3 separate regions of the Homo sapiens genome follow, and all the other regions are linked to region 1. The links are chromatin loops, found by intact Hi-C in ENCODE. Cell type or tissue: endothelial cell of umbilical vein. All regions are shown on one strand. Each heading gives the region's core, and the rest is flanking DNA. Links, peaks and the distances in the headings are about the cores only.

Region 1 (10,571 bases), core at 3,561-8,560:
ATTTGCAGCTCCCCCTTCCAACAAGTCTTTTAAAAATGCTGATCTGGAAGACCAAAGCAACCCACTTGAGACTCGTTCTCAGTATGGCAAAAGTTCTGAAACCCAGACTGCAAAATCTCAGGAAGCAGCTGGGTTCCTAATTAAAACAAATCGTTAATAGTTTTAGCATTCCAAATTTATGCTTTTCAATTAAAAATGCTGTTGCAGTTGGTGTATCTGCGCGAGAGTATATGTGTTTGGGTGTGTGTGTGAATGTGTGTGAGTGCGTGTGTGCGTGTGCAAACACGCCTACACTCTGGACTTGGGGTATTCCAGAGTTTAAGAGGCTGTTATAAAGGCTGGGTCAATACTAAGATACAAAGGTTAATTAAATCAATTCTTAATTGTTTTGGTAACTTCCTTGAGTCTCTGCACATGTTTTGGAAACAGTGGTATGTGAACAAATCGGGCTGTCCTATCACAACTCCTTTAAGGAAGTATTTTTAGCTGTTTTGTAAATGTTAGCTACCTTTTGAGAAGGTATTATATTCAGTTTAAACAAAGAAGACAATTTAAGGTGTATAGCATTCTCTCAAGGCCATCTAGTAAGTCAGTAGAAAACACCCTAACCCCAGTGCCCAGTTATATATACATATAAACAAGATGTCATGTCTCTGGGTGAACAAGCCAAATTTTATCAATGAGATGGACACCCTTTCCTTGGCCACAGGTTTTCAGAAATTGTACTGAGTAATAATTTATGGTGCCCATAAGCAGAGCAATTAACTCTCTCCTCACCTGGAGGATGAGTTCATTTGTCTTCATCCCAATCAACAACTGCTTTACTTACGCTACTTGGGTGTTCTCAGGGTACCAAGTGCTCAGGATAGGAAATAAGTCCTGGAAACCAGCTTACGCTGAAACACATTTCCAGTCCTGCTTTAAGAGGAATAATTCCACCAATTTTACGACACCAAAGGTTCCCTGAATTATACTTGTAGCATTATAATCTATTTACTCTGAATGAAAATATGTATTTTTAGGCAACAAGGTGATAGAAAATTCTTCTGACCACCTGGAGAATTGGAAAGACTGATAGCTCAGAATTAGGAAGAGGGCAATATGAATCCTTGATCTATGTATGTGTTGTTTAATTGTGAACAAGTGAGATCAACTATCTGGAAGACAGTTTGTTCAACTTTTAAATTCTAAAAACAACTATCTTGTATGTTATAAATGCATATAAGCTCAAAAACTCATGGTTGTTAAGAGATTGTATGATAACTTTTTTATTTGAGACAGAGTTTCACTCTTTGTTGCCCAGGCTGGAGTGCAGTGGTACAATCTCAGCTCGCTGCAACCTCCGCCTCCCGGGTCCAAGCGATTCTCCTGTCTCAGCCTCCCAAGTAGCTGGTATTACAGGTGTGTGCCACCACACCTGGCTAATTTTTGTATTTTCAGTAGAGACAGGATTTCATCATGTTGGCCAGGCTGGTCTCGAACTCCTGACCTCAGGTGATCTGCCCGCCTAGGCCTCTCAAAATGCTGGGATTACAGGCATGAGCCACTGCCCCTGGCCTACAATAACTTTTTTAAGTACCTGGTCAAATGTTAGCATCATGTATGGCCCATGGTAACAGGATGATAATTAGGTGCTATAAAGATACCTTAGTAAAGTAATTTTGGAGTAATTCTTAATTTATATTTTTCTTTCTCTTTCCTCTGACCCCAAACCTTTTTTAGCCCTCATCCTCGGGCATTTCTATTATTTTGGTTTATTTTTCAAGTTCTATCAATAAGTTTCTGCTTCAGATTCCATACTAATGCTAGCTGAAAAAAACAGACTTTGTCCTATACAAAGAGTCCACAAACTGGCCTCCAGGTGGATATAAATCTCCTGAAGTTACATGCAAAGTTCTTTCTGTGTATATGTATAACTGGAGACCCAGAGCCTTCCTCTGTTTCTCAACAGTTCCACGACCCAAAATAAAAGTTATGTTCTGCCGCGCTATTGAATTTGTATATAACATCCTAGAAAAATATGTTTAAAACTAAAGCCAGACCAAATGGTACTGTAGTAACATATTGACACTGTATATGAAGTAGCATAATGTGCTTCAAATGTAGACCATAACTTACAGCTAATTATTATGATTGCTAGAAAAAATATTAAAAAGGGAAAAATAGCTAAAAAGTAAACATAGGAGCTAAAATAGAATATTAAAAATTATAGAACCTACACAAAGAAGGCAGGAAGGGACAAACCGAAGAACGAATACCAAATGGAATGAAAGAAGACAAAGAAGGGTGAGATAAAAAACTGTATTAGTTACTATATTAAATGCAAATGGACAAATTATTCCACTTAAAGGGCAAAGATTGTCAGACTGAATTTATTTTTTTAAAGCAAGATCACCTACTTTCTGCTTACAAGAAACATACTTGAAATATATAAATACAGGCTGGTGGGAACTAAAAGTGCAAATAAAAGATACTCTCTTCCATCAATAGTTTCAAGAAACATAATTTAGCTATTAATATATCAATAGCAGAAAAAAAAGACTTCAAGACAAAGAGTATTATTGGAGATAGAGAAATTTCATAGTGGTAAATGAATCAATTCATCAAGAAAACTTAATAATCCTAAATGCATATCTAACTAATAACAGCTTCAAAATATGTGAAACAAAAATGAATACATCTTAAAGAAAAAAATAGATAAATACCTGGAGATTTTAACATAATTATTAAATTAAACCCTTGCTACATAATTGGCAGAACAAATTTTTAAAAAGACATGCTATCATCTCATTTCGCGGTTGTATAATTTTCCATCAGTTCTGTGTCTACAGGAGAAAGTTCACTTTTAGAAATGAGTTATATTAAATAATTGCTCCTTCTTTTTATGTTGTTTTAAGAAGATATTTTGAGAAGAGAGGAAAGATACCTCAGTGTGCAACTGAGAAAAGGATGTGTGTAGGAGGGAGGGGGAAGGTTCTTGTTTGAAGATTTATTTATTTATTTATTTATTTATTCATTTATTTTTATACAACATCAGTTTGTGTTTTTTCTCTTCCCTGCTTATGGCTCCTCTGTCTCTTCTCTATGCTCTTCAGACTTGTGGGGTTTATTTTATTTTCTTGCTTCAGGAAAACCAATTCTCAATCTGAAAAACAATAGATCAGCAAGAAGAAAGCAGCCAGATAGGCAGAACATACCTGCTGCAGTTTCCCAGAGACCCATGGCCCAAGCTTTGGTTTCTGGAACCTTTCCTTCCAAAGTGGTATCTGTGGTCCCAATCCATCACAGCGGCTACTTCACACAGCTGCTTCTGGCCACAGGCTTGAGACTCTATACAAGAGGCTAGTCAGTGTGCCCAGCATTTCAGGGGATCCTGATGGCAAAACAAGAGTACAAGACAAATAGGACCGTCAGCTGGATGAAAACCATCACCACCCAGGGAGGAATTAAAATCAATAATTTGAGAAGAGTCATATAATGTTATTTTGGGGAATCATTGAATCTCAGATCTGCAAGTGATCTTGAAGCTCAGTTCAATCAGCTCCTTCATTTTACAGCTGAGGAACTACAATTCAAGATGGGCAGTGATGTGTTAACATTCTTGCTGTGGGTTTCAACACGATCCCAGTGTAGAACCCAGGTGGGCTGATGCCAAGGCAGGGTTCTCGCAACTGGGCCTCCCCAGGTGGAGCAGTGAACTGTGCTTCCTCTATGAGGATGGGGGTGGCAGGTTGGTGGGGTGCAGAACATCTGAACCAAAAGTGTAGATGATAGTCTAGGCCCTGAAGGACTAGATTTTCCTTGCCCAAGATTTTCATCCTATGCCACAGCCTACCCTTCCCAGACACAGTTTCAGCATACATCTTGCGCCTGTTTCCTAGTCCCCAGACCAGAAAGACAGCATAAATACAACAACTCTCCCAACAAGAGTGCTACGTGGCCCTACAACTGCATCAATACTCCCTGTCACTTTTCTCTCAGAATCTCAAAATGCTGAACCATTTCTGTGGACATCGTAATTAACAAAAGAAAAAAACAGCAACAATAGCAGATCTTTGGGACACGAATTAATTATCATATGGCCATTAATTTTAATATGAATTTAAGTTTCCACTATGGACACTACACAATATTTCACAGGAATTTTTGCTTACAATGTATTGATGGGATGCTTATATATGAACTGGCATGCTGTTTCTAAGAAGTATGCCAGGGTTATGCATTTTCATAAATAGAAAACTAAACCACAGAGGCTCTGACTAGCCCAGGTTAGAATTTAGATTTCCTGGCCCTCTGCCTTGTACTCAGAGTGGAGTTGCCAGAATTCATGAACTACTGTTCAGAGACACCTGGCACTATCTTGCTAAAGTCTAGGTGCTTGTGATGCACGTATTTAGGAGCTAAGAAGGTTGCTTGCCAATCCACCCCCACCCCAGTCTCATTAAATGCCCTTTAGTGCAGGACAGAGATGATTTTGCCCTTTGTTTCCATAAGAAAGATGGCTATCTGTCCGTAAGAAAAATGGCTCTGTGTGTGTGTGTGTGTGTGTGTGTGTGTGTGTAGAGCTATTATAAATATTTGGGGGAGCTGCATTAAATATATATAAATATTCCAATGCATAATATACTTCTGCTTATATCTCAATAAAATGGAAGGGAGCATGATCCAGCAGGGATGGACTCCAGAGTCAGGCCTAGGTTCGAATCCTGGATCAACTACTTAAGAGCTCTGTCACTTTGGGAAATCTATAGAGCCTTTTTCATCTATTTCTTCAGCAGCAAAATGGAAATTTAAAAAGGTATCCCTGCCTTGGAGTTTGTTTTCTGTGGATTAGAGATAATAAATGTGGTGTGCTTAGTATTTCACGGTATGTATGCTCAACAAATAGAATCACACAGCATTACTCACAGCTCAAATTATGGTGGAGCAATTGCTGAGCGTACAAGACTACTGACCGTTCTTGCAAAGCCACTCAGCATAAGGTATATTTAACTCATTGCATCAGAGGGATATTGAGGGTCATCTGCTTGAAATAAACAAATTCAATTATTCTGCAATGTAGTGGTCTAGAGCAATTCACTTGCTACCCAGAGGTGTGTAATGAACCCATTAGAACATTTTGCATATTCGGGGCAACTGTTGGGGTGTGGGATAAAGCATGCATCACAAATTCCACAGGGCTGTATTTAGAAATTCTGAGAACACCTTCAGACTGAGAGCAAACCACAAAACCGGCCTGGAAGTGAGGAGGGAGACTGGAGGGAAAGCACTGAGATTCTTCTGCTGACTATAGAGGTCACCTGACCCTGACTCATAACTTTTACTGAGTTGACTATATCTCACTTCCTGTAAGTGCCTGTCCCTCATACTCACTTTCAAGGACTTGGCCAATCTCCTTTTGTAAATAGAACAATGCTTTATATTTCTCTATTACTCCAGAGTGACTATATCAATAATGCAGGAAACGCATCTGTCCAGCACAATGAGATTATTTTTCTGATTTCGGTTGACAGTTATGGTAATAGTTTGGCAAACAATCTACTCCACCATCAATGACCGCAGATTACAGCTGTTTTTAAAAATCTCAGCCGCTTCTGGAAACTTGGAAGATGGACTGCACACTGAGAGAGAGATGGAAAGACATGCCATAAGCCGTTATGGTAGAAAAATCCTTAACCCTTTCTGTACATAAAAGGCTAAGAAAATATTAAGAAAAGCACAATGTGCCATCTATGGGTACACTATAATGAGAACAAGGTGAGGAATGACAATGCTGAGACATCGTTAGGACAGTCTAACATTGCCAGGGGGGCTATAACGCAACAGAGAGAGTCTGCAATATTTCAGAGCACTGCATTTTATGTTGATAAATTTTCCAAGTCACCCAGGAGTTATTGCAAATATTTACAGGAGAGAAAATTGAGAAAGAATATTATCTTCCCTATTGGTCTTGATGAATAGAGCCACTAGCTAGTCAATAACAATGACCCAAGCCCAAGATTGTCATATGTTTGTTGAAAAAATAAACAATAAAACGTGGTTTAATTTACTTCTGCAAAAGTGATGAATAAAAGTTGATTTTTAAACATTGGAACTTCTTAAGTCTTAACAACATGCGCTTTTCTTAAAAGTTCATAACAACTCTTACAAAGGTTTGATTTTTGACACTTATTTTCCCCCTTTGGAATTTTTTCCTTTACTTTCGTTTCATCAGAGGCAGAATGCTGATCTTGCTAATGGCCTGCAACCTTGGCATGTGGCCAGCCATTGTTACCCAGGGACCAGGAGACAGAATGCTGGCTGTGCGAGTCTCCCAAGGTGCGAGCTTTCTTTCTCTCTGAATTAGGAGGTGAAACCATTTGGAAGAGCCATTGTAAAGGGGAGGGCTTTGGGCTGTGCATACTCCTCATATCCAGGTGAGTTCATTTTTCTTGTGAACTTTTCACCTAGGCCCCAATTAGTATCCTATTAACCTCCTTAAATATGGAATTGCTAAGATCTTAGAATACTCCAGAATGGACTATTAGCCAGCCCATTTCCTGGCTCCATCAGATGAAAATGCCAAAGTAGGTCATACAACAGAATTATCTTGATTAATTTCAGCTCTCTTGCATGGGCCATGATGTCATGCAAGTTAAAGGAGATTCAAATTTAATGCATCATTTCAATGACTGATTAAACATGGGATTTTCTGAAAAACATTTACAATTCCAGGTTTATAAGGATTCTCCTTCTTTAATATGACAAACATTTCAAATGTGCTAAATTGATCAATTATACAAATGATAAATTCCCTTGAATATACTTTTTCATGTTCATGTTCTCCAGGGCCTAATATGGAAAAAGGTTTATTATCCCCAGTAACTACTATGTTAGATGAAAAGCTCTCAGCATTGTGCCCCTTTCCTATCCATGGATGCAGGCTATTAAAAAACAAAACAAAACAAAAAAACACTATGAAGATGCCACATCTACTCCAGAAGCCTACTCAGAATGGCATTTCCAAATATAAATGGCTTTGCTAAGGCTAAAAAAAGCATCAAACTTTACATCCTTTATCATACATTCCTAAAGGACTCCCTTGAAAAAAGCACTTAAAAACATTGTATCTTGGAACATCTCATATATTGGTGCAATTTATTTACAAGAGTCAGATTTAATTTGTTTTCATGTATAAAGCAGCTTTAGGGACTTATTAGCAATTTCAAATGTTACAGGAAAATATGCTGAATCTAAAGTTCATTATCACAAGTAAGCTTATTTAAGTGAGATTATTTGTTTCTTAAAATGTACAAGATAGCTAGTTCTTTAAAAGGCTTCTGTTGCATCATTTCACTTAGAAATAAAGCTTTTGGATGCAGCTGTTATGCTCTAAAGTCAGGGTTGTGTCTGTTTTGTGTTTATAAGTAACATGGACACAGCCTGCTACTATAAACACTGAACCCGGCTTAACATGTTCCTGTCTTTTCCAGATGAAAATGCAACTTACTTTCGTGATTTAGGTTATGAAACTTTAAAACCATGTCACATTTTAATATGCAGGGGTTCCTTCCTGTAATAACCTGCAATGTATATTCATGTTTGCAATTTCTAGCAAGAAGTAAAATAACTGATAGCTTTTATGAAGCATCTTTGAACTTTGCAAGTTCCACTTGTCTGAATCAGAGCTTCACAGACACCCACTTAGCACAGACTGGGTTGTGCCAGGGCTAGAGTAACTGCCTGCCAAAGGGATCCTGGCCACCCCTCCTCTTCTTTCTGATCAGTCCACTGATCACTAAGAAACCAGTGGTGAGCTGCTTACCTTTTAGAATATGAATAAATAAAGAGCTTGCCATGATCAAAGAGACTGAAAGCTTCAGATGGATGTTTATGCTACTGAGCCAAATGTAATGTTCACAAAAATTAGGGAGCTTCAGGACCCCGTATCTCTACTCTCTGAAATTCAACTTTTCTCAGATTTAAAACAGAGGGATTCAGCTTTTCTAGAATCTATGTGTCAAAGTGGACTTATCTGTCATCAGAGAAATTCCATCCTCATATTCTAACATCAGATTATTCCAATACATGTTCTATTCATCGGTCGCCTTAGTTAGAAAATTAGGCAAAATTCTAAGGCATCTTTATGCGGTGACATAAAAAAAAATGTATTTTGGTAGTAGTTGCTAGAAAAATATCATACTTCAGGACTTTAGTCACTTTTTTCTCCATCTGAGAATTTATGAGAGTCCCTTTAACTCACTTATGTATGTTTGAAGTATCTTTATTTATTTATACACTTTCCAAGCAATGTAACTTATGTGTTGTATGATTAAAATGTAGAAATGAAAACTCAGGCTGGGCACGGTGGCTCACGCCTGTAATTGCAGCACTCTGGGAGGCAGAGGTAGGTGGATCACCTGAGGTCAGGAGTTCGAGACCAGCCTGGCCAACATGGCGAAACCCCATCTCTACTAAAAACACAAAAAATAGTCGGGCATGTTGGTGAGCGCCTGTAATCCCAGCTACTCCAGAGGCTGAGGCAGGAGTATTACTTGAACTTGGGAGGCGGAGGTTGCAGTGAGCCGAGATTGGCCACTGCACTTCAGCCTGCGTGACAGAGGGAGACATTGTCTCAAAAAAAAAAAGAAAAAGAAAAAGAAAAAAAGAAAGAAATTAAAACTCAGAGATTTAAAAATCACACTGGGCCTTTGTGCACACTCCTTTACTTTTTATATTTATTTTTATTTATTTATTTATTTATTTATTTATTTATTTATTTATTTATTTTGAGACGGAATCTCACTCTGTTGCCCAGGCTGGAGTACAGTGATGTGATCTCAGCTCACTGCAAGCCCTGCCGCCTCCCGGGTTCACGTCATTCTCCTGCCTCAGCCTCCCGAGTAGCTGGGACTACAGGCGCCTGCCACCATGCCTGGCTAATTTTTTGTGTTTTTAGTAGAGACGGGGTTTCACCGTGTTAGCCAGGATGGTCTCAATCTCCTGACCTTGTGATCTGCCTGCCTTGGCCTCCCAAAGGGCTGGGATTACAGGCTACTTTTTATTTTTATAAGTTGTAAATAAATTATTGTTTATTTGTTTATAAGTACAAAAGAAATATATGTTAGTTTTTAAAGAAATTAAAATTAAATAAAGTTGGAGACTGAGTTCCTCAGTCTTACTAGCCGCTTTTCAACAGATCTTTGGATTCAACAGACTCTTATTCTTCCCTCCAACACCTTCCCCCTTGCAAATTGCTAGCAAACTGATGTCCCAAGGGTGTACCTAAAATGCCAGTCTGCCCATGTAAGTATGGACCCACTCCTTCAGCCTGGCACACAAAGGTTCAGGAGCTTCAACATCAACTGGCACGGCCTCCTTCCCCATGCTATGCCTATTCCCTTGTGACTGCCTGACAGCAGCACTTGCTCGGGCTGTTCCCTCGGCCTGAGCAAGCAGTGCTCGGAGCATTGCGTCTTCAACCCATACCTAAGCATCATCACATGTCTCTTTCCACTTTCTCCTTCCCAATCCCTACTCTGCACAAAATCTGACACTATACTCAATTACAATATTTGGACACTGGCTTGAATTTCCTTCCCTACTGGTTAATAAATCCAAGAGTAGAGTTTATAATGGATTTCTTGGCTTAATTCAGTGGTTGCTACATGGTAGATGTGACATGAATGGCTGCTAAATCAAATAAAAGAATGTCCTCTGCTCCCGGTTGACCATACCAGAAGTGGGCAGGTATGAATGTCTGCACCCCTGGCAGTGCACACTGTGAACTCTATCTCTCACTATCACGGCTTCTTTCTTGTCTTCAGTGAATATGACGAGTAACTGAAAAAGTTGACTCCTCTGAGCCTAGTGGAGATCTTACACTGTTTGACTCAGTTGCTTCCCCAAGTCTGCTCATGCATTTTTTCCTGGTTTACTCTAAGCTCCTCCTTTACAAAGTAACAGACATAGGTTAGGGCTGCCTCACCTTCTTTTAACAACATTAAGAGAGATGAATTTTCCAAAATAAGGCTAGCCAGTGAACTGTGGTGCCAGAATAATCCCATTACTTTCAGAGGCCTTGAGTCTGTTACAATCACTCAAGTGTTGCAGGGATGTAGTTTAAAAGGGAAAGGCTATGGTAATCGCTTGCGGAGGTTGTTTTCTTCAAAATAGAATTCCCAATCTTGGAAGGGTTGTGTATCACTACAGGCAGGGTCTTTAAGGAGTTCACTAAGATCATTACAACAATCCGAAAGTGTTTGCTAAAATGGGTCAAAGAAGTTGATACCAATTATATCCAGTTGTCTTCTGTCTGGGATAAGTGGGCTTCTGTTTCTAAGCAAATGAATTCTCTCATTTTGATTCTTTCTATAGTATCTCTGATTTGATAGTATTCAGCCTTTTCAGAGTTAGGAATCATGGGAAAGGTTAAAGGGAAAATTAACCAATATGAGAAAGAATGGCCTACTGAAAGAACCTTTCAGAAAAAAGGAGTAAGAAGAACCCAATATTATTTGTGCATCACTGGAATCCTTGTAACTATATTTCAATGTTGATCTTAAACGGGGGTTACATAGAAATAGAGAGTA
Region 2 (10,571 bases), core at 3,786-8,785, 440 kb after region 1:
GCTCCCAACTGCAGTTCTTTAAGCTAAAGAGTGCAGTTCTTCACGCTTCCTTGTGACAGTCTCCTAATTACCCATTCTGAGCCCTCTGAAACAGCATTCCTCCTAGTTAAGGATCTCTGCCATCACCGCAAGACACCAGTGAGTTGACTATATTTTATTCAGCATCTATCCACTGTGCATGAATAGTAAAATAGGCACAGTCTAAGGCTTACTATGTGGCATTAAGATATATTCTGACTCAGAACAGAGTCACTGTTAGATTAAATATAGAATATATATATATGAATACACACATAAACTTTTATTATAATGTAGTCATTAATACTTCCAAGTAAGTCATATCTTACTTTAGTATGAATGCTGCCCTCTCATATCCATGATCTCGTCTGATTTTCACAGTCACCCAGGGAGATAGCAATCGTATTCTACTCATCTTACAGAAGTCAAAGCTAAGGCTCACAGAGGCTGAGTAACTTACCTAAGGTCATATAGCTAATGAGTGCCATAGCTGAGATTTGAACCTAGGCAGTCTGATACCAGAGCTATGCTTCACAACACTGAAATGTACAGGTGTGTCCTGAGGAATGATGAAAGGAGAAAAAAAATAATTTTGGAAGTATAGTAGGAATTAGATTGTGCAGGATCTTAAATGCCATGAGAAGTCATTTGGAGTTTATTTAAGTCACTTAAGGAAATATCAGGGTTTGAATGAAAGGTCTTTGAATAAAAAGACTGACAGTTTTACCCTCCACTTTGTCACTTTATTATAATTAAAATTATATATATATACATATATGTCTGTTATATTTGTGCCACTCTCTTTGCTAGAATGAATCTGTGACATGAACAGAGTCCTTGTGTGACTTATTCATTGCCTACCTACGTCAATGTCTGGCATATATAAGGCACTCAGTATTCATTGAGTGAATGAACCAAGGAAACCATGTCTAAAGCTCCAATGCCATCCCAAGCCTGGACCCCGGGTTCCTTAAACTAAAAGCACACCATTGTCCAACACAGCTGTCCTAGATGTTGAACAGAATGACCCCTTGGACCCAGCCCCATCCGGTTCTGCCCATCCCTCACAACAGACTTGGAATATAAACCTGGCCTCAGGTTTTCTTAGAAGACAAGATGGCCTTGTTCTGGTTTGCTGAATGTAGCATACCACTCTGGATTACCTGATTTGATAGGGACTCTTGTCAAAAGTGGTCACCTTGCCTATCTGCTGTGCAATTTCCCTTTATTATTAAGTGTTGTATCACATAGCTTCATTTGAACAGTAGTAAAAGAGGAGGCAAAAAAAGAAAAGAAAAGAAAAGAAAGAAACCACCCACATGTGAACTCACCCCTCCCTGTTCATTCCGACCTTCGCTTCATTGCCTCCTCCATATCCTCCACTGTTAGTACAGAGCACTTAACCTTCCACGGGGTATTTTTATGCTCCATTTTCTGTGCCATTATGAAGGAGATGAAAGTAAATGGAGTTCTCTTTGGATGGGAGCTGTTATCACCCACTTACGGGCTTTCCCACCCTTCCCACTTCCCAAAGGGGAAACACAGATGCAAAGAGAGTGAAGGTGTTTTCGAATTAAATGCATCTCAGAAAGCCAGGTAGGCAAGAACAAATATGCCTTTTGCTAGGAATGCCAAACTAGTAAAGCACCTCCAATTGATCTGCACGGAAGAGCATTTACTTAGTAACAAAGCAGACCAGTGCAAGACCGGCTAAGCTGTCTTGTTTACTCCCTGCCGGGGTCTTGTGCTTCTCATTTCCAACACTTGTCACACACAACTACTTGTGTAATGTCTGCTTTCAAGGATATTGTTATGATGATCTATTCTCATGTAACTTAGTGGCTGAAAACAATAACAGACATTTGCTTTGCTCACAAATATGCAATTTGGGTCAGGCTCATTAGCAGTAGCACATGACTGTTATACACAGGGCAGCTGTGTTAGCTCCACTGAGGTCTGGAAGTGAGTTATCTATTCCAAGATAACTCACTCACACAGCTGGCAGTCCTTGCTGGGAACTGAGGTGGGGCTGTTGGCCAGAGGGCCTCAGGTCCTCTCCAAATGGGCCTCCCCATGAAGCCCTTTGGCTTCCTCAAAACAGGGTGGCTAATTTGCAAATGCGAGTGTTCAAGACAAGAAGAAGAAGTCATCAATCTCTTAAGGGCTGGTCTGACTGTTAGGAGTGAATTGTGTCCCCTTGAAAAGACATATTGGAATCCTAACTACCAGTACCTCAAAGCATGACCTTATTTGGAAATAGTATCTTTGTAAATATAGTCAAGTTAAGAGGTAGTCATTAGGGTGAGGCCTCATCCGACGTAACTAGTGTCCTTAATACAAAGGGTACATTGTGACAGAGACACAAATGTGCACAAAGAGAAGACAATACAAAGACTCACAAGGAGAATGCCATGCAGAGATCAAGGCCGAGATGGAATGATGCATCTACAAGCCAAAGATGGCCAGCAAACCATCAGGATGTGCGGAGAGGCATTGGACAGAGTCTCTTTCAGAGCCTCAGAAGGGACCAACTCAGCCAACACCTTATCTTGGACTTGCCACCTCCAGAACTGTGAGACAATTAATATTGTTTTTAAGGCCCCCATGTCTATGGTATTTTGCTATGGTAGCTCCAGGAGACTAATATACTGATACCACATCGCTGTTGACCAAAGCAGTCACAGAGCCAGCCCAGAGCATCAAGAAAATTCTTGGCCATCTTTAAGGACCACAGATATGGAAGCAGAGGCCATGGCTATCTTGTTTTTCACTACTTCACCACTGCCTGGTACATGAGTGGTGTACAGTGGATCTTTGTTGAAAGAAAGAAGAGGTTCCTCATTTTTTTTCTGCCTCAAATTGATTTAAACCTAACCTTCCTACTGTAATATTTCTTTCTAAAACATTCTAGTTTTTAGTACACAGACAAAAAAGGTATCATGATGGTTAGTGGCGTATGTTTCACTTCTACATTCTAAATTACAGTATTTCAAAGAAGTGTGTAGCCTACTATCCTCTGAGCCTCCACCTGCTGCCCGTGTACAGGCAAGGAGACTCGGTATGGCTGGAGCCCTAGGAATTGGGAAACTGTCAAAGAATCAGACCAGCACTGTATTTCCAGCCTCTTTTCCCATTAGGGATATACACGGACCTCTGAGTTCATCTGAGAAGCTCTTACTGGAAAGCTGATGCTATGTGCATATGGCTATGCCCAGGAAGATTACATTTGGCCAAGACCTCCTCATGGCAGGACGCAGAAACAGTGTTATGCTCCACAGCTCCCAGAATTACCAAAACAGGAGGAGGAGAAGGAGAAAGAGAACAGAGAAAGAAGGGGAAGAAAAGGAGGAAGAAATGGGAGGACGAGAACAGTTATTATTGATTAAGCCCCTACTATGTACCTGGTACTTTACACATGTTGTTTTATTTAATCGCCACAAAATTTTAATGCCGCAGGTATGAAGCTCCCTGTTGTACACCTGAGAAAACTGAGGCTCATAAATTACTGACTTTGTACCCATATCACACCATTAGAGAATGGTGAGACTGGGATTTAAATTCAGGTTCATAGAACTCTGAAAGCCACGTTTTTCACCATGACGCAGAACCAAGCAGAGTGGAGGGGTCAAGTTTATACCACACAGCCGTGTGCTCACATGGGAAGACCAGAGTCAGGTACCACGGAACGAGTCATTAAAAGTCACCTGCTGGTGTATCAAAAGTGACAGAAAACCTGGGGCTCTGGAATCCCTGTTTTCTATTTTGGAATATCCAGCTCATTCTCCTAATTCAAAGAACAAATTTTCCCAAAAGTGCATGAAATCCCACTGTACAGTTTCATACCAATTCACACACACACTTCCTCACTGAGTGCGATTTTTCTTAAATATACTATTGGCACTTTCTTAATAACTGTGGTCTCTTGGGAAAGTCATGTGAAAAATATCTGTTTCTATTTAAGACAGACAAAGGCAGGAGGAGAAAGGGGGCCCTCTCATCCCAGTGGCGTGCTGCCTTTTCCTGCCCAGCATTTCTTTCCACAACCGTTCGGGCCCGAGACATGTGATTCATTACACTCCCTTTCGCCTTCTCTCCTTGATACTTCAGGCCTGGCAGTTTGGAGGAAGAAGGAAGAGGGAGAGGGAGGGATGGGAGACAGGAGGGTATCGCTGATAAGCACAAAGACCCAGCCAACTCCGGAAGCCCAAGCTGCACACCGCTAAGAGGAGCTGACTTCCAGCAACATGAAAAGATGAGTGAGGAGGCGGCTTACGGGAACTTCCTTTTCTTGTGGTGTGGCCGGGTCATAATGGTGCTGTGGTTACACAGCAAAGGCTCATTAAAACAATAACTAAACCACAAGTGCTATAACTAAGAATTCTCTTTTGCAGCACGCTTTGCTGAAATAGCTGGAGAATGGGTCCCTGTCTCCTGCCACTTACTCGCCCTGCTCCTGGTGTACGGTAAGATTAATTTAGAACAGAAAAGAGGAGCAGAAATCCCTTACATCCTAATATAACTTTCCGGATGACAGTGAAGAGAGGTTCAGGCGCTTACATATTCAAGAAAAAGCATTGTAGATAGATCTTTCTGGATCATAAGGAGGTCTCCATTTAGAGTTAAATTCCACGTTCAGAGTATAATTTTCTTTGGGCACTATAGAAGTGCCGTAGCTCATGCTATCATGAAAGAATGGCTGGCTGCATTTTCAAAATGCTTCCCTAGGTGGTACATGCATTTGAATTAGTGAAAAAGGTAGAAATGAAGAGCCAAAGGCAAGTAATTCAATATAACCAATTGGCATTTTAAAATTTCACATTTCCCTAGCACCTTTTTGCTTAACTCATCTAAAATTCCAAACAGCCTCTCCCAGGACAGATAAAAATAACCCTATAGTTCCAACAATATAAGATTATAGGGGGATTTAATCCTAAATTGTCCATTTCTAAAATGTAAGTATGACCGAACTATAGGTCATTCAAGCTCTTTTTCAATTATCATATAACTGTGTCTGGCAAACATACTTGCTTATTCCCAATCCCCGAATTGCAATGGTTTTCTATTCAGTACCAACTAACATGCAAACTTTCTAGCCTGGCCTTGAAGATTCTTTAAGTTCAGGTTCTGGCCCACCCCAGCTCTCAGCTCTTTTCTCTTACACTTCCCAACAGGCACACCGCATGTGCTAAAGTGGATTTCTCATCCTGCTCCAAGTTAGCCAAGAGCATCTGTACAACCACTGGGAAGTCAACTTCACTTCAGATCTCGCCTGCACCTCTCCACCTTATGGTCTGCCCAGGAGCTAATGGATTTGGAGATGTAGCAGACCTGGAGCTAACTCTATCCTGCCGCTTATTAGTGAGGCAGTCTTGGGCAGAGAGAACACTGACTCAGTTGAAAGTGCTCAGAAAGTCTTGACCTCATAGAATTCTTGCAAGTATTAAATGAGAAAATGAATATAAAAGACTCAGCAGAGCACGTGACATAAAATAAGGACTAAAGAAAGAGAGGATGTTGTTGCTACAAATATTACTACCTCCAGTTGTCAAAATCCTTTCATCATGCCAAAAGTTAATCCAAATGCAACCTCCAAGGTTATTGTATTTGGAAGCGCTCTTTCCCCTCTGAACTGTAGAGCTAAATTGCATAGAGGGGATTTCTCACATGTAGCTATTCCATGTAATTATTTTAATATAATATAAAAATAAGAATGTCTAATACTTATATATGTGTTCATTAGTACTCTAAGCACTTTACATACATTATTTCATTTACTCCCCACAGTACCTCTGTGTGCCTTGTACTGTTATTATCCCCATCTTACAGATGAAGAAACTGATACTGTGAAATCAAGAAATTTGTGCAACATTGCATAGCTAATGAAAGGAGACTCTGGGAGTCAAAGACAAAAAGGCAGGCTCCAAGATCTCTGTTCTTGCTGCTACTTCATCTCTGCTTATATCTTATCAGGGTAAGAGAGGGTGAGTCCTTAAATTTTGTGCACCAGAGCCTCTCCTGTTTTACAGTATTCCTGGTGCTATAATCTTATTGCAATGGAAAGGAAATTGAGTTTAAGGTCATAGACTTGGCCTCAAAGTCCCCTTAGCCTCTTAAATAGCTGTGCAATCTGGGGCAAGTCATTTAATATTTCAAAATCTCCATTTGCACAGCTGGAAAGTGGAAATTCTTAGAAGATTATACGAATAATATATGCATATCAAATGCCTATTAGCCAACGTATGATAGGTACTCTATTAATCCATTTTATTAATACTAGTTTGAAGGTTTTAGGTACCAGGGATCAGATTTTATATATTTTCTTTGTTCCTCTTAACTGAATCTCAGAAAAAAAATTTCACATTTCCTGACACAGAGGAACAGCTCAACATACACATCTGTGGCCTGATTAAGTGAATGTATAAACAAATGCCTGTGTGATATAAGAAAACAATTCTAGAAGAATATAGAAAAAATGTCATATTTGGCTGAGTTTGTACCTGAAAACCTTATTAATGAAACAGCACATTCCTTTATGTTGCAATGACATTTGGAGTCTTCTTTAATACAGCAAGTGCTCTCTTCCACCCTGAGACTGCCCTAGTTTAAGGCCAGGGGACAGTCTGAGGTTGACTCAAAGGCCGACAGCACCACCTACTGAACTGTGACTTCCCACATCCCAGAAAGAGGCCAAAGTGTGAATTGTGTCAAGACCATGCCACAGCCCTTAACTCCAAGCTTAAACAGAGCTTAAGTGAACACGACAGGATTGTGAAAAAGATAATGTCTCTAGGAAAAGGAGGGCTCATTTAATTTGCATGCCTCGCTGTCCTCTGAGGAGCCATCATTTGTGTGTTTTGGTGGCTTTGGGAAGCAGGCAGCCCAGTGGCTCTAATCTCAGCCTCAGCTGGGGACCAAACTAGAGTTCCTGGGAACTCATTTTTCTCATAATTCAGCTGCATTTTACTAAGAATCGTATAATTCTTGTACAAAAGCTGCGGAAGGCTACAGAGCTGTTCTTGCTGGATTTTCCCGTGAAGTATGGCGACATTTAGTTAAAACGTTCAACAGCAGGATAGCCTTGGATGAGGTGATAAAGGTCATCAGCGCCTGGCCTTCTCTCCTTCATGAGTCACTGGCAAACAGCACTGAGTTTTGACTCAGTTTACCTGCTTCCTGCTTTAGCATCTGCTCATTAGTTGAGGGGAATAGTGAAAGAACCCAATGTCTAAATTCCAATCATGTTGGACTTGTTGACACTGAATTGCCTGAGCATCTGACACAGTTCCTGGTGTGTAGTAGATGATGCATAAGTGCTTGGTACATGAATGAATGAAACACACTGGCCCTCTGGCCTGGGAATGGGAACTTCTTCTCTCCCATGCCTGATGTTCAGCTCTGCAACCACAATGCAAGTTCCCTTCCAGAGCCCTCTGGCCTCCTTCATTCAATGCGAACTGTGACTCTGGTGCCCGTCATGTACAATGCATGGGGCACCCAGACAGCAAAACTCTTAATTAAGGAGAGTCCCAACTTGGTTCATCTCACTGATTTGTTTCCAGTGTCCAGAAGGCTGAGAACCACATAGTCAGGTTGTTGGAAAATATTTGTAGAGTGAGTGAATCAAAATACTAGCAAAGGGAGCTCCACAGAAGGAGGAACAAGGGAAAGAAGGGAACAGAAAGACGGGCGGGGGGAGGAGAAAAGGAGAGGAAAGAAGACAGCCCTCCAAGGAGGATGGTGGAAGCACTTATGTTAGAGAAGCAGCTCATACATGTGTCTGCCTCCTCAGCTCAACCAAACAGCAATTCTCATCTCTACCACCGCTGTTACTCCTGCATGCCCAGCCAGCCCTTGCTCCTTCTCCAAAGCTCAGCCAAATATCCATCCTCAGTGGAGAGCCTTGTAGTGTGGGTCGGGGGTCGGGGTACATTCCTTTCCACAGCCCACCCAATGGCTGAGTCCTGCTTTCTAGGGACACACGAGTGTCCATCTTGGAACCCCAAATAAGCTCTGCAGCCGGACTGCATCTTTCTGTCTCTCTTGGTCTGTCTGGCAGCCGGTCTCTTCCTCTTTCTCTGCTTCCCTTTCTGTGGGCCTCTCTGTTTCTTTGCCTGTCTCCATCTCTTTTTCCCTTTGTGCGTTTGTGTCTCTACCTCTCTCTGCATCTATCTGTGTCTCTGTGTCTACTGTTGCTATGTCTGTCAGCTCTGTGTGCCTTTCTCTGCATGTCTCTCTGTCCTCGTGTCTCTTTCTGCCTGTCTCTCTCACTTCTCCCTTGCTCTCTTTGTGCGTACTCACAGTCTCTGTGTGTGTCCTCTTCACTCTCAACAGATTGCTTTGTCTTTGTGTATATTCTAGTGGCATCTGACATAAAAGTGTCCTGTCTTTCCTTCCCATCCCTCTACTCCTGACTGAAATCCTTGGTGGAGGCGCTGTACACCGCTTATTTAAACCACAGAATTGCAGAGTCCTTCGTGCTGACAGCAGCACTTTGGGGGAATATGCCTCACCATCCTCTCAGCTTACATAACCACATGAAGGCCTGAAATAGAATGTTCCAGAAACAGGTTACCTCCTTCCTTTACTTTCCCTGGAAGGTCCAGAGAAGCCATCAGCTCCTCGATGATTTGGAAACTCCCTAAATTGTATATACTAGAATGGCCTCAGTGCTGCAGAGAGAGGGGGGGCCTGAAAGAGGTCATTAGGAAGATTTGGTCCGTGTGCCTCTCTGTGATGAAGTCCATGTCTTGGCGCATTGACAGATAACTGGCAGCTCTCCCTCCCTGGAACTCGGCTTACCAGATTGAGCAGCCCAGACAGCAGTTTAACCCGAGGGTCAGAGGGCAGCCAGGCGTTATCTACCAACTGGCTGTGTTCCCTCCGCCTCGCTGAGTTCTGCCTTCCCTTATAGACTCTGACAGGAGGGGCCAAGCCACGGGGCTCCCCCTAGGATTTAGGGATGTAAAGAGCCTTCCAACACCCCCCCTCCCATTTTTAAGTGCATGAAACTGAACACAGATTCCTTATTAATAACATATACCGGAGGGAACATCCTGAGATGCAGGAAATGAGAGAGACAGCACATCAATTTGAGGTGTGCACAACACACACACACACACACACACACACACACCCCAGTGTGCGAATCAAAGCCATCTTGCGAATCTTCAGTTGATTAAAGATGAGGATTGAAATGCATCTTAATAACCAGAAAATAACTTACAATCTAACATCTTGATTGTACTAGATTTCAAAGGGCAGCAAGATGTGTTGAAATGCACATATCTAATCACCAGTGGAATTAACAGATTTGCAAAAGTTGTGCTTGAGAACATTATGTGTAGCTGTAACACAGCATAATCAAATTCCCATTTAATTTTATTAATGTTAAAATTCAGACTCTTTGCACATTACCATTCTTTCTAATATTAAATTGGGGGTTATGGAGAAAGCGCATTTTAAAATGTTTTCTTTCTTGTAGGTATTTTAAAGCAAAATCGTGTATTTTCATATCTTATTATTCATTTGAGTAAGAGCGTTCCCCCCCCCCCCCCATCAACCTTGATCCCACAAACCAAGTTGGGTATAATGGAGACCAAGATTGGCTGCTCCTGGCGCTGCAGGCGTCTTGTCTAGGCACTTGTGGCATTTTTCCATGCACTCTCTTGGCTGTGTTCCTTTCCCCTTCCTCCATCTGCCTGCCACTCCAGTCCACTGTCAACGATGTTTACACATAAGCCCATTGTCCTTCACTGGCTGCCAAGGGCCTGCATGATCTTCTCCTCCTCCCTCTGCAGCTGTGCTGACCATGCATCTCAGAAAACCCAGATCCCAAGATATTTCTGTCACTCACCTGAGACCTCCATGGACCAGGATCCCATCCTGGCTGAGCTTCAGAATCGCATTGGGTGAGGGGTGAGATGCCATGCAAAGAAGACTTTGAATTTTATAAGCAAGAGACCCACATGATCAGAATTGCATCAGGACTTTTAAAAAAGAATAGAAAGAAGGGGTATGAATTTGAGCAACAAGAATTTGGGAGTGTGATAATGGTTTTATTTGGCGTTTAACAGTCAGGCACATAGAAATCAACATATATATCCAATCATTGTGACTGGGATTAACATTCGGGTCCATGGTTATGTGGGATAAATAAGGGATTCAGAGAGGAAGAGAGAGAAGACAGAAACAACGTCTTTCCATGAAACAAGAAAAGAACCATTTTTTAACTTAAATTACCTAGCAGGGTTTAAAATACCACACATAGAATAATCTCACAACGGTCACTGGGTTAGAAATGCCATTTTTCCCATTAATTGGAGAACTGTAGCTTGGAGTCAGAAGATTTGGGCCCAAGTCTTGCTTTTATCTCTTCCTAGCTGTGAAACATTAGGCAAAGTACCTTGCCTCTCTGAGCCCAGAACACATGGCCTCTCTGCAATCATAACGAGTACTCTGCCAGCTTACCAGAGTAATTTAAATAATTTACTGAGAAAGGAAGGATATATCACGGTGCTCTGTAAAATAGAGACGCACAGATGTAAGGTGCTATT
Region 3 (10,571 bases), core at 2,979-7,978, 610 kb after region 1:
TATTAGTCAGGGTTATCTAGAGAGATGGAACTAATGGAATAGGAATATATATATATTCATATTTGAGTATTATCATAGCCTTGAGGTAGAGCTCTGCTTGGCATCTGGTGGTTAATATATATGAGTTTATTAAGTATTATCTCACACAATCACAAGGTCCCACAATAGGCCATCTGCAGGCTGAGGAGCAAGGAGAGCCAGTCCGAGTTCCTCAACTGAAGAACTCGGAGTCCGATGTTCAAGGGCAGGAGGCAACCAGCATGGGAGAAAGATGTAGGCTGGGAGGCCAGGCCAGTCTCTGTTTTCACATTTTTCTGCCTGCTTATATTCTAGTTGCACTGGCAGCTGATTAGATGGTGCCCACCCAGATTAAGGGTGGGTCTGCCTTTCCCAGCCCACTGACTCAAATCTCCTTTGGCAACACTCTCACAGACACACCCAGGATCAATACTTTGTATCCTTCAATCCAATCAAGCTGACATTCAGTATTCACCATCACAGAATCCTGAAAAGAAAATTCAGAGAAGGCAGAAAATATGTGCTTGCAAGTGCACACCAACAGAAAGCTCAGAAAAGGCAGTGGTAGTGACACAGGGTCCCACGCAGAGCCTGGACCTACACACAAAAGGGGGAGCTAACCATTTACATCTACCAGGCTATGTGAATATGGCTGTGCTATGATTACAATAATTGAGATCTAATGTTTACTAGTCAAAATTGGAATGCTCCAAAAGAATAAGTGATTTCAGTCGATCTAGCTATGATTCTGTCTGGAATCACAACTCACAAAATTGAAAATATAAACATGAAAATATGCTAAAATAGTTAATAGTGTCCTTTTAAATTTTTAACAGATAATCTTTTTAATGCGATTACTGTAATTTTATTAAATTGCATAATTAGTTAATGCCTGAGAACCTGCCAATAGAAGGTGCAATTATGTTGTAAAAATTATGCTCACAATATGCAATGATGGATTGTTCCTATTTTAAAAAAGTGCTGAAAAAAACTTTAAAACATTTTGAAAGTATATTATGTAGTCCTTCATGAAAAGGAAGACTAGGGAAACTATCTTATATATGTTAAAACCATAAGATGCCAAATATTTTAAGCATTGAATATACCTATATATTTTGCATATATGTGTATATGGTTCTGTGTGTGCACTTATATATACACACTTTTAAGATGTCTAAAACCCCTCTTCTTCTGGTTATTGTAACTGAAATTTCTTTTTTCCAGCTTTACACAAATACTTTTAATTTTTGAGCATCAACTGCACACACACCTAGCAAATGGGCAGCGATGTCTGCTCTGCACATCCAGTTGTGACTTCTGGTGGATGTCATAGCCAATGAAAGAGCTTAATGAAATGCAGGTGCATTTCGTTGTGAGTAAACTGGTGACAGAACTTAAAGTAAATCTTTTAGACACAGTTAACACATAAATATCGAAAGCATCAAAAAGACATTTGACCAGCATTATTTAATGAGTCGAATCTCAAAACAGTGTTGCATTTGTCATTTGTACCAAAGCAAAATGAATCTGAATGTTTTTCGGTCCACAGAGAAATCATGGAAAACAGCAGTCCTCAAGGCCTTGCCTTTGGTTTTTACTAAACTGCTTTCACAAAACATTCAACAGAGCAACTTTTAATTTCCCAAATGTCCTCTGCTTCTTCGTGTTCATGCATGTGTGTGTGTGTGTGTGTGTGTGTGTGTGTGTGTGTGTGTGCACAAGTACATGTGTGTTGGAAGGGTTGGCTCTATTACTGCTACTGTTGTTTTTAAGTTCTATGTGAAATTACTTCACATTTTCTCAATATTCTAGGATCTCTAAAAGCTAAAAATTCTATATATGTTAAATATGGGATATTACCAAGCGAGTGGACAGTTGTATTTTTTAACTTTATTGAGGGAGAGGTTGATTGATGCTTTAATTTGTGTATCATATTTCAGTCCTTGTCAACTCTGAAAAGTAAATTCTTTATTTCCCTATACTCAAAAAATCGGAAAAAAGTCACAGATGTTAAAATCATAGCTTTATGAAGATACTCGTTGATATATGGTAGATTTAGATTACTTTTTAGATCAAACATCCAAGTAAAAATTTAATAAAGCAAAGAATCCATCAATGCCCCACAAACTTGCCTCCCTTGATACAATAGGTGTGTGCCTGAAATATCGGTGGAAAAATGAAACTGCATAAATGCAATTCTATGTTAAAAGCATCAGAACTTTGCTGTTTAAAATCACCTTCTGATGATGCCATCTGTCAAGTAAATAATATTTTAACATATGAAAAATGCATTTATATAATAATATAACTTTAGGACTTTTAATAGACAACATTGGGGTTTATAAAATATAAGTATGTCATAACAAAACACCCATACATGATTGGATCTACCAATATAAATATCACAATGCAAAGTTATCTTTTGAGAACAAATTTATCTTTATTATGATCAAATAATGTATTTGCACTGAGACACTGGGTATATAAAATAGAGATCCCCACTAGACATATGGGCCTATCTCTTTTATAGCTATTATTTCAAGATATTTTAAAGGAACATAAGGGGTGGTTATTCTCTTCTACCCCATCCCTTTTCTGAACAACTTGGAATACTTAAAAAAAAAAAAAAAAAACAACTGAAAAGTCCAATGCCTTCCATGATCCCTTCCACTAGTTGTTTTCTGTTTTTACTTTCTTCTCCCCTTGAAAATCCCTCTACATCATCTAAAAGCATTCCTCAAAGGTGGGGAAAAACAAGTCAGACTGTAATTTGGGACTCAGTCTAGAACCAAGGCTCTAGGGTTTTTCAAATTATCCAGCTGGATTCCAAGGATGCCAAATGCATGTGATGCCCAGGGGCTGGGCATTTCCATGTTTGGCTTCTTTAATTTTGGTCTCATCATCACTTGTGAATAAAATAACTGAGCTAAAGAATTATTCTCGCCCATGTAATGAGGGTTTCTTTCCTGTATAGCATCACAGCTTGGAACAGGCTTAATCCCCACACATAATATCTAAATACAGATCTGAAACAATCAGTATGGTTGGTCCCGGTGTCACTATGTAAATACAAGGACAACAAACATTGCATCCTGGGCATCAGTGAGAGGCAGAATAGCTGAAGGGTTAAGCCTGCACAGACTAAAGCAAGATGGCCTGGGTTTCAATTCCACCTCTACCTCATACACACACATGAGCTCTGTCACTGTACTTGACCTCTATAGGCTTATTTTTCTCATCTGTAAAAAGAAGATAGTAATCACCACCTACATCAGCAGGTTGTTGTGAGAACTAAATTTATAAAATCCTTGGGACAGTGTCTAAGCACTGAAATAACATGAACTATGAATAATAGTTCAAATAGTCAAAATCTGTGTGGGAATGGCCATGTACACGTCTTGTGTATGTATATAAATGTATATACATGTGTATAAAATACCACATATATTTACAAATCTATTCATAGGGAAATATACAGGTGCACTTACTTCAAGGCAAAATATTTCAGTTCTATTTGGCCTCATTCACTAAGTCAACATCTCATATTAATTTGTTTTTCAAATGGGAAAGTCAAGAATGTTACTTTCTGAAGGAAGAAAAAAGAAAAAATATATCCTTAATTTAATATAACTAAGTAAACCTTAGAAAAGGCAAGATACCAAAATATCTGAAAAACATAGGGGAAAGAGAAAGACCCAGAAGACAAAATGAGAAAGATTTTCAATGTTCATCCTAACAAGAAGAACTGAGTCTATAGAAACTTGACTTGGAATGGTCTGACCACCCTACAAATGCCCATGTTTAATTTCTTATGATAACAATAAATTCAACACTATGCAGCAACATTAACATAGCAGGTGCATTACTGATAACTTTCTTCTCTCATGTTGGGAATACAACCACTCCTGTAAGTGTAGCAGTGATAAATCGCATGGTAGAGGAAGGTGATGCTTGGGTCATCTAGCAAGGTGAGTTCTCTCACGTTTGTCCATCCACTTCTGACGAGACACCATGCGGACCTAGATCTTAAGAGCCTGCTTTTCTTTAACTGCTGCTTTCAACAAGATACGATTATGTTCATGCACATGTACATAGGCATCCATGGAAAACGTATGGTTTGCTTTCATAAAGTCTTAAAATTGACATTGAGAATAGATTAAACATGATTCTGCAATGTTCATGTTTGTATCACCTGGAGCTAGAGTCTAGAACATAAAGTTAATATTTTATGTTTTCTCAAAAAACAGAAGAAAAACACATCCCTTCAGTTCTGCCCTTAGTTTGTTGTGTTAGCATCACTTCCTGTACTGTCACAAGAAGAAAAGCCCCACCAGGGACTGGTTCAACTAAAATAGCTCCTTTCACACCTGTGTAGCAAACCCTCAACTATCACATTCGCTAATTTCAATTAGAGGACCTGACTACGGGTCATTTAATAAATCCTTGGCTTAAAACCTTGCTTCAGACAGCGCCTCTGTTCTGCCCTGTCATGCCAAGGCGAGCAGTTGGAACATGAACAAAGTGTCACAATGACGAATAAAGACACCAAGCAGCATTCTGTCAACAGATCACAGGAGAACATCCGTCAGTGTGTGTCACCCCTGACAGATATGGCAGTTGCATAGTGAAGAAAGGCAGAGGAGAGCCTGGGCTTGAGGATCCAACATTTTGCAGAAAGACAACCCATCATGAAGCCCCACAGACTCGGGGACACAGCACTACAGCCAGGGCAGCCCCCTAGGTGTGCAACCCGCCCCGCCAATCCAGTCCCCTACAGACAGCTAACAGGTCTACAGGCAAGGTACATAAATGAAGGCGTTTTCAAAGAAAAGGACATGAAAGCTTGGCTACCCATAATCTTACCAAAAGAAGAATGAAAGAAGATGAAACGGAGGCCAGGTGCGGTGGCTCAAGCCTGTAATCCTAGCACTTTGGGAGGCCGAGATGGGTGGATCACAAGGTCGAGGTTCAAGACCAGCCTGGCCAATATGACGAAACCCCGTCTCTACTAAAAATACAAAAATTAGCCGGGCATGGTGGTGCGTGCCTGTAGTCTCAGTTACTTGGGAGGCTGAGGGAGAAGAATCGCTTGAACCCGGGAGGCAGGGGTTGCAGTGAGCCAAGATCGTGCCTCTGCACTCCAGCCTGGGTGACAGAGTCAGACTCTGTCACAAAAAAAAAAAAAAACAATAAAAAATAAGAGATGAAACTGAAATACATTTATTATTCTGTCTCAAGAAAGCATTTTCTGTATAGCCTCTCATTTTAATAGCAGAAATGGTTTTGGAATAATCATAATAGGAATAAAAAAACAACTTTTAATAAAATTACACTTCATCAACTTAGGGAGGGGAATTATCCACCACGTTATGGCTGCGGTATTTCTGAGAATCACCAAGGCCAGTCAACATACACATGGTCTAAATTTTTGGAAGTAGAGTTTTAAATTAAAACTGAAAACGAGTTTAAGTGAGCACTTTTATTCCAGTACTTTCAGGACAACCAAATGATAGGCTGTAGGTATATAGCGTATCTAACTGGCTCTGCATTTTTTTCAATGGTGTCCAATGAGAAATGTCCCTATACACACAGTCGCATATACCCATGGATCCTTGCAAAATCATACTTTGGAAAACCAGCAAGGAGAACACCACCTTGATCTTCCTTGCTGTGGGCCTCAGAGATCTGAGAGTACAACATGGCAGCCTGCATTCTCCAGCGTGGGGGCGGGCTCTGCTCCGAGGCATGAAGCTCAGCAGTGAGGAATCCCTCAGAGAAAAGGCCGTGGAGAAGTGGCTCCATTTCTAAGCCTCCCTTCCTGTTTAGAAGTCCCCTCTATTAGACAACCTATTTCTATTCATCTGTTCTAATCTTTCTTCAGATCAAGCCAGCAGCCCATTAATCATTTCTGTCATCTCCCTACAGAATCCAGGGCAACAGATCTCTGTTTTTCTAAAATCACAGTGCCAGAAACTAAACTCGAGAAAGAGGAAATCCTCTCCTCCTCACAGTGGCTGTCTGGGTGCTGACTGGAAGAAGCCACCAATTGTGTTCACTTTCCTCTTTTGCCCAGAATTGCATAGAACATTCCATGGAAAGTTTTGAAAGGGAATTCGGGTGGGAAGTGGAGCTGGGGAGGTTGAAGGGGAACTCAACGCATGAAGCCACCAGCTGAGGAGAACGTGAGAAAGGGAAGTGGATAAACAAATGCTGAGACAATGACGGATACAGATTAATAAAACCTTTATTAGTGTTTTTATTAAGGCCAAATGTTTTAGCAACTTCAGACAGCAGAAAAAGTATAGGAAAGGTCAAGCCTACAGGCAGCATAGGTCCTCTACACCGAAGCAGTGGAGAACTAAAATAAACGACAGCAAACAAAATACCCCCCAATGGCAAAGGAAAAGCCTCTTTTGGAGCTGATATACTTGATGGCATAAAAATGTTGGGAGTGACCTTGAACCCATTGGCTTCTTGGGCTAATAAATGTTTTTTTTCCCCCATTTTTTATATGAGGCTATGCCTGTTGGCTAAGAGAGAACATTCAGCATATATTGGCAGTAGAAAACAGAAGCAGAACCACATAACATTCAGAAATCAGATTCACCAATGATCATGACTGATATTCACACTCTTAGACCACTCATACCTCGTATTAGTTTTTATAGTGATCTTTGCACAGGACAGAAATGAATGGCATGATACCAAATATACAAAGATTTGCAGTCGGGAGACTTGATTTCTCCTCCCATGGCTGACATTACCAATTTGATCAAGGACAAGTCCCTTTACAAATGAGAGAAAATGCCCTGAGATATAAAGTGAAGGCATGAGGCCAGCTGTGAAGTCCTTCCAAGATTCTTGGGCTCTCAGTGGTAGACTTAGGTGGTTTTAAGATCTCTTGCAGCGCTTTGATTCTGCGATTTTATTATGCTCATAAGGATGGGCCAATGTCACCAGAGAAAAGGGTACATTTCATAGACAGGGGTGGTTCCTCTTTGCGGTGCTGAATGAAATTGCAATGTGTAATGATCAGTATGTCCCAACTGGCTTGAAATGAATAAACATCTTTAATATCAAAGTTTGGGAATAATTTACTTAAAATGTAAATTGAACAATTCAGTTATTATTTAGTCCTGTGATTTTTCAGATGCCATTTTTCAGAAATTATGGGCGGTCACTGGCACAGAAAGAAAAAAAATACACACAATGCAGGGCTATACAAATGTAGCTGTAACAACAACTGGAGAAACATTTAAACATATATATACAACAGTAGTGCTCTTAAATTTACCAAGAGACCATATATGACTAAGATTTGGGTAATTTAAGGGGTTTCCCAGGTAAATTTGACCTAAGTACTGTCTTAGAAAGACAACCCCCACGTAATCACCTACGCTGTAATATATTTCAGAAAGATGAATAGATGCAAATAAGAAGCAAATAGTTTGAACATAAGAAAGGAAGCTTACCGCGAATGCTATTGTACTTCTTAATGTGGATTCCCACTGGAAGCAGCTTTTAAGGAACTGCATTGTATTCCATATTGCCATAGTGATTCTTTTCACACGGTCCACATCTCTTGATAAGATCTGATTTTAAAAAATGACAAACAGGAAACTAGATTTAAATACTACAAATATTCCATCTAGATCAGGTACCCTGATCATTTAAATTATATTTTGTATAGATCCCAATTTTAAAATATGATAATAATAGAAAGGAGAAGACCTGACACTTCTAAAAGTCTTTTTAAAATATGATCATCCATAGAGGAAATGAGAATCAAATGCATTTTAGCGCTCATCTGAAAAAGAATAGCCTGTTTCAACAATGTTCAGCACAAAAATGGAACTGGTGAAACTGCAGAAGCCAGGTATTTAATGTTGGTGAATTTGTGTGAGAAAGACACATGCAGAGGCAGAGAGAGAGAGAGAACTAGAAAGAGAAAGACAGAGAGAGAGAGATAAAGAGAGATACAGACACAGAATGAGTGTCTATGTTGTTTAGTTTGGAAGCAAATGAATAGATTTACAATTAAAACATGCAAGTATTATAGCTTATCTAGTCCAGAGGTCTACAGAGTTCTGGGAAGGGATTGGAGTTCACCTTGGGCAAGTTACTTAACTTCTCTTTTACAAAATAGGGTTGATATTAGTGCTAATCTTACAAGGTGTTGAGAGAATGAAAAAGCTTAGAAAAGTGCCTGTCACATAGTAAGTGCTTTCAAGCATTTATATCCTAAGGAAACGTTTCCAGTTTATCAAAATTTGGGGGGACTAAGTAGCAAGAGGCACGTGCGGAGGGTCCTAGCATACCCTAGGATTTCAGCCCCAAGTTCCCCAGTGCTCTGAGAGCCCAAAGCCACCCCACGTGGAGGTCTTGTTTTGCAAAGGAAATGTCTCTCTCCCAGTTGCAGGCAGATTCATTTCAATGTGCTTGCAAAGCAGCTACCCCACCCACCTCAACCCAGGTTTTAACTTTCAAGTAAACAGAGCAAAAGGCAATAATAACAATAATAAAATAAGACATTTACTCAGATTACACAAAATAAATATTACACTCAATGTTACGGCAGACCAAAATGAAATATTTGGAGGCTTCCCCTCAGAAGACGTTTAAGGCCTTTCCCAAGTATGCCCAGAAGTTCATGGGAAACAAAAGGATGATAAGACGTCTTTATATTTAACTGCTTTATGTAATCCACAGCTGCTCACCCCAAAGGAAGTGGTGGAAGTAATAAACTCTTGAAAAAGGGGACACTTTGTTCTTTGTTATACAATTGAAGAGGGACGATAGGTACAAAGTGAAATCCTGAGCTGCGGAGAGTACAACAGGGAGGGACTCTGAAAAAGGAATGTAAAGGTCACGGAAAAAAAAAAAAAAAAAAGTGAAACTTCCCCTACCAGACCCTGAACTTCACCTTTTGTTGAACTGAATGAGAAAGGAGTTAAGGGCAATAGGCAGAGGGAGAGAACTTGCATTCAGTATGGGGTGAAATGCCAACACATCCCAAATTTAGACCACGCCGAAGTGGTAGGAGCAGTCATGAGCGAAACCCAGGCTAGAAGTCTCTGAAGATCTGCTGGGTTAATTCTGTGATTGACTCCACACACTGCACCTCCCTGAAACTTCAAAGGGCAGAGGACAAAATGGCTGTGATTAAAGGACGGATAGGCAGGACAAGACACTGACAGTCTTGATGCTAGGAATTTTTGTTTATACAATGAATCAGGAGAATAATGGGGGCCTGAGACCTTCTGTTTCACCCAAGAATTATGTTTTAAGTCTTGCCCTTCTTATGGGAGCTGACTGACCTCCTTATTTTAGGAGAGAAGGGGACAAGGAGAAATAAGTGGAGAGATGGGGCAAGAGGGAGAGAGGAGGAGTAAGAGGGAGGAAAAGTTTCAAGGAAGAAATTACAGGCAAGTGTTAATACTTCAGCTGCTGGGTGCTGAGTGTACCAATCAACAAGCCACCTACTGTAGCGACCCACCTTTTTGGACAGCTTGCGGCTGTCTTCAACAAAGCGCTTTTCCCGGGGAGTAAAAGTCCTAATACTTGCTTTCACCTAGAAAAGACATCCTTGTTAAAAAAGGGCAGCATGTATAGGGACTTCATCCACCTAGTTTTCTTAATGACTGGGAAAATCGTGCAGACCAATAGCTTCTGACTCTGACCTTAGCAGGGAGCAAAGAAATGGTGGACACCCCTGTGCCCTGTACATGTTTCTGGAGGTCTCATTTGATAAGAGTCCCTGGCATGGGTCAGATTGAGTCTAGAAGGGTACTGTCTCCACTTTGCTCATTCCTTGGGGGTATTTTCAACCACTGCAGAGATTGAGGTTCATGAATTTTTCAAACTAACGTCCGTAAAAGATAAAACTTCCTTCTGAAATCCTTTTGAGTTAAGCTTCTACCAAAAATGTCTGCATGTGAATAACAATTTCCAGTTTATGAAAAGACACTTTTCACAGAGAATTTTATTTCCTTTCAATGACCCGGAAAAATAAGTCAATGAGCCATTTTAGCCCCATTTTACAGGGAATAAACTGAGGGTCAGAGGGACTTAGCACTTGTTCAAACCACCAGACTGAGTAAGACCCCAAAGAATCAGATTCAAGTCCTTCTCCACATCACACGAACTGTAAAATTCCTTAACCGAAATATTTTCTCTTCAAGCCTGTATTCCACTTTTCCATTAAACTCAGGTTTTACCAGTATACATACTCTATACACAAACGTTTTCCAGAAGAAAGCAGGAGATGAGGGTAACCTGCTTATAAAATGCACAGCTTTAAAACACTATTCTTTCCTCTCTGTAGCTGCAAAAATTCTGAAACATCTTACATTGATTTGAGCCTCCAAAGGCTGGTCACCTTCTATTTTAGGTACGGGAAAGCCGGGAAGTATGACCCAGCTAGACTTACCGGATTATATATAAGGTCCATCTCTAAGTAAATAACTCCTTTAAAAGCTTGTTCTAAATCTTTATTCTTTAGTACATAACAATTCGGTTGTCCATCTCTAATCTGTCACAAACAAAAGACAAAA

What was found. Hi-C counts contacts between places; a loop is a spot of excess contacts. Peaks named below come from ENCODE experiments on the same cell type or tissue, not always from the same donor. Only the 100,000 strongest peaks of a DNase experiment are listed, where the experiment ranks them.
Region 2: a loop joins it to region 1, with 6 times the contacts of the local background. A loop is called at or near these places in 9 of 110 quality-filtered maps.
Region 3: a loop joins it to region 1, with 4 times the contacts of the local background. A loop is called at or near these places in 4 of 110 quality-filtered maps.

Annotation. Positions count from the first base shown.
Region 1 is chr15:95,013,846-95,024,416 of GRCh38, reverse strand. LOC105370989 (a long non-coding RNA gene) reads left to right here and starts at 6,291. Exons shown (of 2, transcript XR_932645.2): 1 at 6,291-6,416. It overlaps LOC105370991 (a long non-coding RNA gene), which reads right to left and starts at 5,500. Exons shown (of 12, transcript XR_002957693.2): 1 at 5,374-5,500; 2 at 3,198-3,373. In endothelial cell of umbilical vein, for the core only: no CTCF peak of the experiment used is centred there; DNase peaks (open chromatin) are centred at 5,386, 6,256 and 7,346; H3K4me3 peaks cover 222 bases; H3K27ac peaks cover 3,040 bases.
Region 2 is chr15:94,578,664-94,589,234 of GRCh38, reverse strand. LINC02852 (long intergenic non-protein coding RNA 2852) reads left to right here. Exons shown (of 3, transcript XR_932641.4): 1 at 1-138; 2 at 4,410-4,481; 3 at 5,190-5,723. Among named protein-coding and RNA genes, the nearest start is that of LINC02852, 5.3 kb to the left of the region's middle. In endothelial cell of umbilical vein, for the core only: a CTCF peak has its summit at 6,677 (motif pointing left); DNase peaks (open chromatin) are centred at 4,124 and 6,644; H3K27ac peaks cover 1,076 bases.
Region 3 is chr15:94,398,939-94,409,509 of GRCh38, reverse strand. It overlaps MCTP2 (multiple C2 and transmembrane domain containing 2), which reads right to left. Exons shown (of 23, transcript NM_001385001.1): 15 at 10,448-10,549; 16 at 9,515-9,589; 17 at 7,491-7,610. Among named protein-coding and RNA genes, the nearest start is that of MCTP2, 170 kb to the right of the region's middle. In endothelial cell of umbilical vein, for the core only: no CTCF peak of the experiment used is centred there; a DNase peak (open chromatin) is centred at 6,049.